4 separate regions of the Homo sapiens genome follow, and all the other regions are linked to region 1. A link is a contact called in ENCODE Hi-C or POLR2A ChIA-PET data. All regions are on one chromosome and are shown on one strand. Each heading gives the region's core, a stretch centred on a gene start or an enhancer-like site at or near the end of the contact. The rest is flanking DNA. Distances are from core to core; before and after follow the strand shown. Region 1 holds the start of CASP7 (caspase 7). Region 2 overlaps ABLIM1 (actin binding LIM protein 1). Region 3 overlaps ABLIM1 (actin binding LIM protein 1). Region 4 overlaps ABLIM1 (actin binding LIM protein 1).

Evidence for each region. Hi-C counts contacts between places; a loop is a spot of excess contacts on that map. ChIA-PET counts read pairs that join two places held with the same protein, here RNA polymerase II (POLR2A). Pooled maps may share reads with other maps.
Region 2: a map with no recorded cell type shows a loop between it and region 1 (3-fold over the local background). The contact joins the enhancer-like site here to the promoter of CASP7 in region 1. A Hi-C loop is called at or near these places in 10 of 37 single-sample maps with no recorded cell type and 11 of 50 pooled maps. POLR2A ChIA-PET finds 5 or more read pairs at or near these places in 2 of 52 experiments (A673 and activated B cell).
Region 3: a map of naive thymus-derived CD4-positive, alpha-beta T cell shows a loop between it and region 1 (8-fold over the local background). The contact joins the enhancer-like site here to the promoter of CASP7 in region 1. A Hi-C loop is called at or near these places in 1 of 168 maps with a recorded cell type or tissue (naive thymus-derived CD4-positive, alpha-beta T cell), 2 of 37 single-sample maps with no recorded cell type and 11 of 50 pooled maps. POLR2A ChIA-PET finds 5 or more read pairs at or near these places in 2 of 52 experiments (A673 and activated naive CD4-positive, alpha-beta T cell).
Region 4: a loop to region 1 is called in a map of B cell, with 5 times the contacts of the local background. The contact joins the enhancer-like site here to the promoter of CASP7 in region 1. A Hi-C loop is called at or near these places in 1 of 168 maps with a recorded cell type or tissue (B cell), 13 of 37 single-sample maps with no recorded cell type and 8 of 50 pooled maps. POLR2A ChIA-PET finds 5 or more read pairs at or near these places in 1 of 52 experiments (activated naive CD4-positive, alpha-beta T cell).

What each region holds. Positions count from the first base shown.
Region 1 is chr10:113,678,527-113,681,469 of GRCh38, forward strand. It overlaps CASP7 (caspase 7), which reads left to right and starts at 1,386. Exons shown (of 7, transcript NM_001227.5): 1 at 1,386-1,452. RefSeq lists an enhancer at 1,972-2,261.
Region 2 is chr10:114,518,046-114,521,281 of GRCh38, forward strand. The region is part of intron 6 of ABLIM1 (actin binding LIM protein 1); the gene reads right to left. Among named protein-coding and RNA genes, the nearest start is that of AFAP1L2, 120 kb to the left of the region's middle. RefSeq lists an enhancer at 863-1,382. Within about 2 kb of position 1,831, at least 21 of the 41 ENCODE cell types and tissues checked have a DNase peak (open chromatin) inside an H3K27ac peak, as active enhancers do.
Region 3 is chr10:114,539,804-114,542,747 of GRCh38, forward strand. The region is part of intron 6 of ABLIM1 (actin binding LIM protein 1); the gene reads right to left. Among named protein-coding and RNA genes, the nearest start is that of ABLIM1, 120 kb to the right of the region's middle. RefSeq lists enhancers at 1,350-1,399, 1,750-1,929. Within about 2 kb of position 1,373, at least 18 of the 41 ENCODE cell types and tissues checked have a DNase peak (open chromatin) inside an H3K27ac peak, as active enhancers do.
Region 4 is chr10:114,498,212-114,501,443 of GRCh38, forward strand. All of the region lies in intron 6 of ABLIM1 (actin binding LIM protein 1), which reads right to left. Among named protein-coding and RNA genes, the nearest start is that of AFAP1L2, 95 kb to the left of the region's middle. RefSeq lists an enhancer at 1,031-2,230. Within about 2 kb of position 1,545, at least 12 of the 41 ENCODE cell types and tissues checked have a DNase peak (open chromatin) inside an H3K27ac peak, as active enhancers do; they include B cell, where a contact is called at or near this core.

The sequences.
Region 1 (2,943 bases), core at 136-2,635:
TACAATTTCTTCTCAGATATTTTACACCTCAGTGTGATTGAGTTTAGTTGCTTCCCTGAGCCAGGGTGAAGAAAGACGTGTGTGTGTGTGTGTGTGTGTGTGTGTGTGTGTGTGTGTTGTGGGGTCAGGGTGAACTAGGTGCGTGTGTGTGTATGAATCCGTGTGTGTGGTGGGTTTCATGAACTAGAATCTGTGTGTTTGTGTGTGGGTGTGTTGGGTCGGGGTGAACTTGAATCCGTGTGTGTGTGTGTTGTGGGGTCAGGGTAAACTGGAATGCGTGTGTGTGTGTGTTGTGGGGTCAGGGTGAACTGGAATGCCTGTGTATGTCTTTTGTGGGGTCAGGGTGAACTGGAATGCCTGTGTATGTCTTTTGTGGGGTCAGGGTGAACGGGAATCCGTGTGTGTGTGTGTTTGGTCAGGGTGAACTGGATAACTGGAATCCGTGTGTGTGTGTGTGTGTTTTGTGGGGTCAGGGTGAACTGGAATCCGTGTGTCCGTGTGTGTGTGTGTGTGTGTGTGTGTGTGTGCGTATGCTGTGGGGTTGGGGTGAACTAGAATCCGTGGAAGTGCTCAGTCTCTCCCGTGTTTGACTGACTCCCGGCCGCATACCCAGTCCCTGACACACGGGGGCGCACAACAAATATTTCCCGAAAGATCCAGGAGCAGCATCTCCACCAGCAAGCTGGGCTGCTGGGTGGGTACTTCCTTCAAAGCTGAGGGAGCGTCCTACGCCCACGCGCGCAGGAGGGCGCCCCCCGCAAAGCAACGTCTAGGAGACCACAGTGGATGCCACAGCGGGCCCGAAGCGGATCAGCCTTGTGGGGTACGCATGCTAATGTAGGCGTGGAGTCCCCCAGGGGGACGCCAGCAGTTCCAGCTGGGATCCAGGTTTCGCTAGGGGAGAGCCTCTGGCTATGGGAAAGGGGTCTCCGAGTTGATGTGAAGGCCCAGGTCGAGGTGTACACTGGGGGCGGGGAAGTGGAGGTGACCACACGAGCGCCCCATCACTGAGCGCCGCCGCGAAATCTGCGCTCTTTGGGTCACTTGGAGCGCGGCCAGTTTGGCAGATTTGTTTTTTTCCCGGAACAACCCGCGGCGGCTCGGCTGTCCCGGGAAACTGCAAACTTTGCTGTGCGCGTTCTCCCGCGCGCGGGCTCAACTTTGTAGAGCGAGGGGCCAACTTGGCAGAGCGCGCGGCCAGCTTTGCAGAGAGCGCCCTCCAGGGACTATGCGTGCGGGGACACGGGTCGCTTTGGGCTCTTCCACCCCTGCGGAGCGCACTACCCCGAGCCAGGGGCGGTGCAAGCCCCGCCCGGCCCTACCCAGGGCGGCTCCTCCCTCCGCAGCGCCGAGACTTTTAGTTTCGCTTTCGCTAAAGGGGCCCCAGACCCTTGCTGCGGAGCGACGGAGAGAGACTGTGCCAGTCCCAGCCGCCCTACCGCCGTGGGAACGGTAACTGCAGCCCCCACCTCGGCCGGCGCCTCTCCAGCCCGCCGGCCGTGCGCGCCTTGCCTCCCTCCTTCCTGCCGGCTTCCTAGTTCCCCCCTGCGCCCCCAGCGTGGTCTAGGGGAGCCTGGTTGAGTGGGACTGAGTGGCCCCGACGGCCTGCGCTGAAACTTTGGGAAGAGGGCCCGTTCCGCTCTCTCCATCGCTTGCCTTGCTCAGCTTGTCCTCCCTTCCCTCCTAGCCGGGGGGCTAGGGGACACCTCGTACTATTCGAGATTTAGGAGAGGAGGGCTCGTGATCTGGCACAGCGGCTAACAGCGAGGGCTCCTTTGCCTGCGTTCCGGTCCCCACCCCTTGCCTGCCGGCGGTGGGACCTCAACCCTCTCTCTGTTAAATGGGAACCACGGTGATCCCCGCAGACTGTTGGCGGGGATGGACAGAGTTGATTATGGTACGCGTTTCGCGGCAGTGGCTCTGTCAAGTCTGAGTACACTGGAGCTGAGCGTCCTTGCTGCAGGGCTCTTAGAGGGACCTTGAGGAGGTGGAAACCAGGCAGGAGACATTTAGACGTGTGGAGTGTTAGGCTCCAGGTGACAGCTTTGCGGTTTATGGAGCAGTAAAATTACTTGTGGGTGATTGTGGGTGTATCATTTCCAGATCTTTATTCTTGAACTTCTGGGCTCCTGGGCTAGTTGACGTGGCCCTCCCTGTTGTCTCAACTTACAGGCTATTTCCTCCTTTTGGGTCTCGCCGGCCTGACCTTCACCCTTGGTACCGCCATTGCCTAGATTCACAGTCCACCTTCTGCCACCTGTAAACTGTGTGGCTTTGGACAGGTTACTTAACGTCTCTGAAGAAGCTAAAGTTTCTGCAATAGCAAAGTAAAGGCCCTGGTCTAGCAGTGCCATGAGCCTTGGGTGACGCAGCGGAGCGCTTGAGTGCCCAGCAGAGCCTCCCTTTCCCCCTCCCAGCTGCTAGAGGCAAGAGGGGGAGGTTTTCAGGTCTTCTCTGTGTGCCCTTTAGGAAGATTTTTATTTGGGCAAGAAGTGAGTCACAAATTGTATGATGTCACTTTTCAGGGGAAGCAGCTGCAGTCCATTTCCCCCTTCATGAAAGTAAAAAGTTCAGACAATAGCTGGGCAGTGACTTCTTACCCAGCTGTGTACCAGTTGCCCCAACATGTGGGCTCCTGTTCAACATGTTTAGAAATAATCACTACAGGAACTTTTTTTCAGTCTCTACAAAATCTTTTTAAAATATGGATGTGGTTTTTAAATATCGGCAAAGGTTGACAGTTGCATATTATCTTAGTCTCGTGGGCAGTGGTGATAATGGGAATATTTCTTGACTATTTAGATTGTGCCACCTAGCATTTTACATGCATTGTTTCATTCATCCTCCCAACCACCTGTGACATAGGTACTGTTGTTTTCCCATTTTACAGATGAGGAAACTGAGGCTTAGAGAGGTCGAGCACTTTTTCTGAGGTCCCATGGC
Region 2 (3,236 bases), core at 581-3,080, 840 kb after region 1:
TGTCATCATCCTATAAGCATCAACACTGAGTTACTGCCAAGTGAAGGAAATTGTAGAACAACATGCATAAAACGGTCCTATTTGTATAAAAGAATACATGCCCTCCCACAGGTATCTATGTGCAAGAAACAGGAGCAAAGCAAGATACAGAACTCTACATCCTATATGAAAAAATTTACATGATCCAACCCCGTATTTGTAAGTATCTGCATGCCAGTGACACTATAGACCCAACTCTCAACAATAGCTACCTCTGGGAGTGGGTTTTTTTAAAGTAATGTGAGCTTATTGTAAATAAATAACTGAATAAGTACACTTCTTTGTACTTCTCTGAACCACATGCAATGGGCCAGATAGTACATATTTTCAGCTTTGTGGACTACGCTGTCTCTGTCTCAGCTACTCAAGGCTGGTATGGGCTAAAGCAGACCTAGAGACTATGTAAATGAACAGACGTGGTCCTGTGCCAATAAAGCTTAGGGAGTAAGTGGAGAATGTTTACTTTTTACCTGATACCAAGATTGGCAGCCCATAGGTGAAACCTGGCCCACTACCTGTTTTTTGTAAATAAAGCTTTATTGGAACAGAACCATGTCTGTTCATTTACATAGTCTCTAGGTCTGCTTTAGCCCATACGTAGCTGAGACAGAGACAGCATAGTCCACAAGGCTGAAAATATGTACTATCTGGCCCATTACATGTGATTCAGAGAAGTACAAACAAGTGTACTTACTCAGTTATTCATTTATTTATTTACGATGAGCTCACACTACTTAAAAAAAAAAACTTTTAGAAGTTGTCTGCTCAGACAGTGGCAGGGGATGCCTGGACAATCATCAACAATCTTCCTAGAAGCAGGTGGGAACTTGGGAGTTTTTAGGATGAGACAAGAAAAGCTCCATAGGCATGGGAAAGGGAAGTTGTTTAAAAACAAAGTGAAATAAAGGTTTGAGCAAAAATCTTTTGAATATCTACTCAATCCCCACACACCCTGCCTCCCTGTAATGGCTTTAATATTCCAAAAGACTTTGAAAGATAGCTTTGGTTTGTACAGCAAGCAGAGAAGTAGTTCAAGAGGCAGCCTGGGGGAGGTGCAGAGGGGATAGAGAAGCACTGAGCTGCTCTGAGGTCTACTTTTGCCTTACTAACCAATGGGCTGTGTGTTCCTAGGAAAATCACTCAGGTTTTCTGGGTCTCAGTGTCCTCAACTCTCAGAGGTTTAGACTAGATTAAATCTGTGGAACTTTCCTGCTAATGATATTTCTGGGAGTCCTAAGCAGGTATCACCTTGAACACAGAAAAGGAGGTAGAGAAGAGATCTTCCTGGTTGGTGCAAGGCCAGGTCCGGGAACCAGCCGGCCAGGTTGCAGCCTTTTTTCCCCGCCCAGCACATGTTGGGTGTGAGCGAGTGCAGATTAGGCAAGGCCCCAATTATCCCTCGGCTGGGAGAGGCAAGTGTGAACAATGAATCAGTCAGAAACTCCTTTCCAATATCCTCATCACACAGACAGTTAAATTGCAAACCACAAGACATATTTATTAATGAGTACATCCAAGGCCATCAGGCCATTTAAGAAGTTGTATTAAAAGGGCAAAAATCCCTCCAATCTTGCTCAGGGATGGTTAAAGGGTTCAGGGGTCCCTGCTCTTTGTGATGGATAGAGGAGCCAAATGACACATCAGGGTTCGCCCACAGATCCCTCATACATGCCATGGTTGAGCACTTCTCACTGGTCCTACCCCCAGTGCTGAGGGCCTTTTGAGTTTTTGACATCCATAAATAACCTGTGGGTACTACCTCCCTGCTTAGCTCACCACCAACCCAGGAAAAAAGGAACCAGCTGGGTTACCCCCAAACCTGGGTGAAACTGGATTATGTGCCAAGGAAAGCTTTGACGGACCAGTCTGGCAAGGCTGCAGCCTCTGCCCTGTTGGAGCTGTCATCTGGAGTTGTCCTGTGCTGGAAAATTCAAGCTGTAAGACAACAAGGGACTCCATCCCTAGAGGCCAGCACAGGCTTCAGGCTCATGCCTGAAGACTCCCACTGCAGAGGGTACACCCTCAGCTGCTGAAGCCTCTGGGCAGGGCCATAGTAAACAGTCTCCACCTCAACTCTCTATAGACAGAAGTCTTAATCATTTTAGAATTGGCTCCATGGAGTCACAGCTCCAAGCCAGCTTACAGCATTACATTTATATGTCGACAAGGGCTTCTGATCTTGGCCTTCTGTTCTGCAGTGGAACATCCTGGGGCCAATCAACCTCACAAACACCGGTGTCAAGGCAGGTGATGAACAGCACTTGGTTATATTAAAAATGTAGAAGAACTCTGTCAGGTTTAAAATTCTTAGGCATTTTCCTAGTCTTTTCTGCTTGAAATTGCTACCTACAGTTGTCATGGTGGTTTCCTTGGTGTAAGTTTCATATTCTAGGGGAAATCAGTGCCATCGTGGGAGCTAAAAAAAGGAGAACTCATTCCCAGGGCTGCCAATTGTAACCCTGGATTAAAGTGCCATGTGACTCAGCAGCTGCTTAACTTTTGACTAATAGATTTGTTTACATAAGAAGAATGAGAGGGTTTAAGCAATCAATGACGTCCTATCGGTTAAAAAAAGAAAAAAAAGAAAGAAAGAAAAATGACGTAGGCTGGGTGTGGTGCTTCATGCCTGTAATCCCAGCACTTCAGGAGGCCAAGGCAGGAGGACCACTTGAGGCCAGGAGTTAAGAGAGCAGCCTGGGCAACATAGTGAGACCCTGTCTCTAAAAAATAATAATAAAAAAAAATTAGCTGGGCATGATGGCATGCACCTGTAGTCCCGGGACTCAGGAGACTGAGGCAGGGAATCTCTGGAGCCCAGGAGTTTGAGGCTGCAGTAAGTTATGACTGTGCCACTGTGCTCCAGTCTGGACAACAGAGTGAGACCCTGTTTCTAAAAAAACAATAAAAATAAGTGACTTAAGATACAGCAGCTAGTTATCCTTAGAGATGTCACTGGATTATGAACTGATAGGCTCATGTTTATGTTTATAAATAGTATAAATAATATGTATAAGCTCAAATAATAGGGATGAGAAGGGAGGAGGTGAGGTCTTAGGTTTCATTCATTTGGCAAAAGCCTGTGATGAACCTGTGGGTCAGGCACTGGACACCTGATGAGGAGGAAAGAAAGGCTGTATAATCTGCGCTACCAAGAAGAAATCTGTATTCAATTCCTGGCCCTGCAGTAATCATCTGTA
Region 3 (2,944 bases), core at 123-2,622, 860 kb after region 1:
CATTAGTGACCTAGGTCTGAAGTCTCTTCCAGCTTCCTGTTACCATTAGGCTGTTAGGCAGAAAGAAGGTGGGGGCAGGGGAAGGGGGAGGAGGAGGGGAGAAGGAAGCGGGAGAAGTTTGGAGAAAAGACGGAGAGAGCAAACTGGAGTATCTCACACTAATTTGCCCCTGCACTTCTTAATTAGGAGGCAGGTTGTAAATATCTTCAGAACTCTCCTAAATTTATAAGTTAATCAGCAGAAGCATTTGAAGATGTACCATTTATAGCAAGATCCCCCTAAAAAGAGAATCTTGCTGTCGAAAACAAAACTGAAAACAAGTGATGAGAAATCAAGCTACAATTTGAGTGTATGCTCTATGCTGAGTGTTACGTGCTGGTTTCCAGAAAAAAAGAACCATTGGTTCTGTCTGATCCCTTACAGCCAAGACATGAGAATTCTAGAACTCAGATCCTTAGAGCCGAAGGGACTCCGGGAGGTCTAGCAGCCCAAGTCTTGGAATTACACGTATATTTTCAATTCTTGCACTTAAAGAAAAGAAAACTGAGGCTCAAAGAAGTGGCAAGCCTTGCCCAAGGGGCCCCAGCTGGTGAGTACAGATTCAGATTGGCTGCCACCCAGAGCCTTTTCAACTGAGCCGCTGGTGCTCGGGCCCGTCTCCCCACCCGTTCAAGCTGATGTGATTTTCAGGGCTTACAAGGATTAAGGAATGACAGAGACAGAGAGAACTCGAGGGCTGCTGGAGGTTACATGCTAGTCCCTTTACCTGGGAAATGAAGACAGCCCCAAGAGGCTGAACAACCTGCCCCAAGTCACTCAGGAATGAGTGACACAGCCAGACCTGGAGCGTCTCTTCTCTATCATTGTCCAGTGACCTTTCTCTTTCTCAAAGGTCCCTCAGGTGTCTGGTGGCATCTCTGGTGACACCACACCTAGAGAGGCCTTAGGGTCCTCTTAGGGCTCAGTGAGTGTTAAATTAAAACCACACAGGGTCTGCAGGCCTCGCTGGGATGATACGTGCATGATTTCCCAGGCTTACTCAAGCAGCTTGAATGGTGACCCGATCATCACCAAAAGAGACTCCCTATCAATTCCCTGGAACCTGTGAATGCTAGCTTATTTGGGAGAAGAGTCTTTGCAGATGTAATTAAGCAAAGGATCTTGAGATGGTGAGGTCATCTTGGATTATCTGGGTGGGCCCTGAATCCAATGACAAGTGGCTTTACAGGAAAGAGGCAGAGGGAACTGTAACAGAGAAAAGGAGACAACACGCAAAAGGCGATGTGAAGACAAAGCCAGAGATTGGGAGGCTGCCACAAGTCAAGCAACACACAGAGCCATCGGAAACTGGGAGAGGCGAGGAAAGGCCCTTCACTAGAGCCTTCAGAGACAGCATTGCCTTGCCTGCACCTTGCTTTCAGACGTCTAACCTCAAGAACTGACAGAACTCAGTTTAAGAACTAACCTCAAGAACCTCAAGAACTGTTTAAGCTTGTTGCTTTAAGCCACCACTGCTACAGCTGACACAGAAAACTAATACATTTGTAAAGGGATAAAATAAATTCATCTGTGGATAAAATAAATATAAAAAACCCACAAAACCCCAAGGTTCACAGTATTTACAACAAATCCACCATCACAATATTTCACCACCACCAAGACCCAAGCATGAGAGGCCGAGGGAGGAGTGTGTGGAGACCGTCCTGCTTTGTGTTGGTAACCAAGCCAAACCGACTCACAAGCTGTCACACGTCAGTGTGATAACCCTGCAGGACGTTTTTCTAGCTCACACGCCCATCTAAGGACTACGTCTGCTGGGTGGAGGCTGAACATGGTGCAAACTACTCCCAGACGCCTCAACTCTGAAAGCCCCGCATGGAAAGTCTCCAAGTCTTAGGCCTCACAAAACGGCCTTCACAGAAACCTGAAGCCAATTTGAGAAGAGGTCTCTGCAGCCACAGTGAATGCCAAATGACTCAGGTCTTGAAGCAGAAAACAGAGTAAGCACATGTTTCTTCCAAATGGCATGTTCTTGGATCTAGCTTTATTTTAGATTTTCTTCCCCACAGCTGTTGAGCTAAATCTGAAGGGAATCAACACACACACACACACACACACACTCACACACTCAGACACACACACACACAGAGCCCTTTTCCCTCCCCAGCATGTTTTGGGGGAACACAGCTCCACATGTGGACTAAGAAGACTGCAAACACGGCTGTCACAAATGTGGGGACCACGTTCAGTATTTTCTCGTCTCTCTTTGTACAGCTGGACATCTGGGAAATCATTCTGATGTTCTATTGTTTCTTTTTATGAGGGCCAGGCTTGGTTGCTCATGCCTGTAATCTCAGCACTTTGGGAGGCTGAGGCAGGAGGATTGCCTGAGGCCAGGAGTTAGAGACCAGCCTGGACAATAGAGTGAGACTCCCGTTCTTTACAAAAAATAACAAAATCAGTTGGGTGTGATGGCATGCACCTGTAGTCCCAGCTACTCAGGGGGCTGTGCAGAAAGATAGCTTGAGCCCAGGAGTTCAAAGTTGCAGTGAGGTATGATTGTACCACTGCACTCCAGCCTGGGCAACAGAGCAAAACCTTGTCTCTAAAAAAAAAAAAGAAAGAAAGAAAAAAGAAAAAAAAAAAAGAAAAGAAGAAGATGATGATGAAGAAGGAAGAAAGATGAAAGAAGAAGGAAGAAAGAAGAAATTAGAAGGAAGAAAGGAAGAAGGAGGAGGGAGAAGGGAGGAGGAGGGAAGAGAAGGGAGGAGGACGAGGAGGAGGAGGAAGGAGGAAGAAGAAGAAAAAAGAAAGAGAAAGAAGAAGGAGGAGGAGAAGGAAATTTCCAAGTTGCCCCAACTCAACAGGTTTATTTCAGTCCTCCACAAGAGATCAAACTCAGGAATCCCAAGGGAAATGGCGTCAGGCCCCAATCAGGGCACTT
Region 4 (3,232 bases), core at 295-2,794, 820 kb after region 1:
CCGGGCTAGACAATTTCAAGTCCTCTTCAGCTGTAAAATTCTATGTTTCGGTGTGAAATCCCATACCCTCTACAAGCTCACATAGTAGTGCTAACAGAAGAGCAATTTTGGTAGAGAAAGAACATTCTTGATGGCAGAAAAATGGAGTTTAACCAATGATTCCTCCGTGTCTGTTACCCAGGAGAAATTCTAATGCCCTAAGCCCTGAGCCCATGTAATATGCTCCTGGGAACAGAAAAAGAGAATTGTAATTCTAGAACCCATCCTTGGACAGAAAATCTGCTCATCTGATAACCTGCTTAGCTCCTGGACTGCTGACAGTCCCTTTTAGTTTCTTTCCTTTACCGCCTCCATTTCTCTAGGAGTGCTCTACTTGTGGCATGAGCCCAGGAGATGGGAAGATGGCCCTGAAGTTCAACCTTAATCCACTTATAACTTATGTTCTGCCTACTTTCAAAAAGGACTGGCTGATTCTTATCAGAGAAGGACATGATTTTAAAACAATTGATCAAGAACCTTAAAATTCAAAAGACCCAAGCTCAGGCAAACATGTTTGTTGTGATGTGAGCTTCTTAGCAGATGAGGGCAAAAGAGGAACTGATAGGCTGCCAAAGTCTCACTGTTTGAAAAAATGGCCACACACACTTGTCACTACAGAAGGTAGGTTTCCTGATTCTAAGTTAATAACAGTCATTGTGGGCTGAAGTTCTATAAGGTCTTGCTTTGTGTAAGGCTTTGTATCAAGACTTTAAATGATTCACAACAACCCTATGAGGTAGGTCGGTGCTATTTTCCAGTCTTGTTCTACAAGCAAGGAAACTAAATTGTTTTACCCAAACCCACCAGTGCTTCCAGAAGACAGAGCTAGGGGTAGAACCCAGGTAGCTGACTCAAGGTCCACACGTTAACCCTGTTAAACTACCTCCTAAAAGCACCAAAGGAATTCTCATACAGGGACCCTCAGTTATGGGACAGAAAAACATCTTCCACAGGAATTTCACTGATGATAGGAAGTATTTAAGTAGTTGTTTCTCATATAGACCCTTGAGAAATACCAAAGACGTAGCACTGAAAGATCACTAAATGAAGTCACTTCCATAGAGGAAGTTAAACTATCGAGGACTATGTGTGTAGTTTTGTTTCTTGTTTTATCTTAAAAGATCTAACTTGATTCAGAGATGGTGCTTAGAATCCCCAAAGGAATAAGCAAATTGTTTTCCAGTCCCTAAGACTCTCCCAAACACAGCTCTGGTGGATGGTGATTTCAGACTAAGGATATACAAACACCTAGAGGCTGGTGGGTTGCTTTAGATCAGGAGTTTTCTAACATTATTGCGCATAAGCAACACCCAAGAAGCCTTTTAAAAATGGGTTCGATGGCCTTAAGGTGGGACCCAGATATGAGTGTCTTTATTTTATAAGCACTGAAATGAGTCTATGCAGATCACCATGAGATGGGAAAACACTGGTCTGGGTGGTACCAAAACCACAAACCTGAGGGTGGATGAAGAGATGAGGAAGCCAAAGGGAGTAACAGAGATGTGCTGCTTACGTGGCAGGTGCATGGGCGGAAGGGAGAGGCAGAATCACGCAAGTTCCCTGTTATGCTCCTGCAGAAAGGCAGTGCAGAGGCTGACTCAGCTTTTTTGCGTCTACTGGTTTTTTCACCCTCAACTGGGAGAGGCTTCCAATGCAACTGGACTGGCTTGATCTCTAAGCTAAACACTCACCTGTTCCAGGAGGCTTTTCTCCTGATGCAGCATCATGAACAGGCAGGATAATGAGGGCGTGCCTTGGCCGTAAATATGTATCCTGGGCAAAGGTGAATAAATCAGTCTGCCCAGGCAGCTTTCACAAAGCCTAGAGGGCTCTATACAAGTCTGTGCAAAGCCAATCTGCACAAATGAGAACATCCTGTAGCCCTACAGCCTTACTAACTGCGAGGCTTCTGAGCTCACAAACACTGCTTTAAACACGTGTGCTATGTCAGAGGAAGGGTCAGCAGCTTATCCTTCTGAGTAAGGGTGCATAAACTAGTTTAGGGAGAAATAAACCATTATACTCTAACTTTCATCATAGAGTAGAAAGACATGGGCTTTGGGAGCAAGAGAACCCAGGGCCTAAATTCTAGACTGAAAATTGGACTTTGGGCACTTTTCTGGACTCATTTCTTCACCTGTAAAAACTAGTATAAGAAAACCTACTATGGCCAAAGTGCGATGGTTTGTGCCTGTAACCCCAGCAGATCACTTGAGCCCAGGAGTTTGAGACCAGCCTGGGCAACATGGAGAAACCCCATCTCTACAAACAACACAAACATTAGCTGGGCATGGTGGTACTTGCCTATAGTCTCAGCAGCTGGGGAGGCTGCGGTGGGAGGATCACTTGAGCCCAGAGGTTGAGGCTGCAGTGAGACATGATTGCACCACTGCACTCCAGCCCAGGTGACAGAGGAAGACCTTGTGTCGAAAGAAAAAAAAAAAAAAAAAAGAAAGAGAAGGGAAGGGAAAGGAAGGGAAAGGAAGGGAAGGGAAGGGAAGGGAAGGGAAGGGAAGGGAAGGGAAGGGAAGGGAAGGGAAGGGAGCCTACTACGTAGGATTGTTATGAAAGTTAAATAAACAAAGGCAAGTTGGTAGCAAAGTAACTGGTGCCAATCAAAGCAGGTGAGCTTTCTTCCTCTCTTTCCCACTAGGTTATAAATTCCCTTAAAGAATTGGGCCACACCTGTATCTTCATAACTCTACACCTCCATGCTTCCCACAAGAAGGTGTTCTAGAAGTGTCCAGTGAATTAATATGCCAACAGAAACCTCTAAATAGATTTGCAACCATTCCCTATACAATTACTTTGGCCAAAAGATGAGTAAAAGATCAACTTCTTCTGTGCCTCAGCTATAGTTTCAGTATTTGCTTGTTTCCAGACACCATGATAGGCACCTCACAAACTTTACCCCACCTGACTCTCCCAGCCACAATGTGAGGTAGGTAATATGCCCATTTCACAGATGAGGAAATCAAAACTTAGAGAGATCAGGAAATCACCCAAGGCTACTCAGTTAGCAAGGGATGGAGCTATGATCTGAATCCAGGTCTGTCCAACTCTAGAGACTGTCCAACAGAGCCAATGTTGTTTTCCCAGGCCTCAGGAGCTCAGTTAATATTGGGAAGGCTCTAGTCAAGATCTGCACTGGCAAAGCAGATCTCCCATGACTTTATATATCCTCTTTCAACTT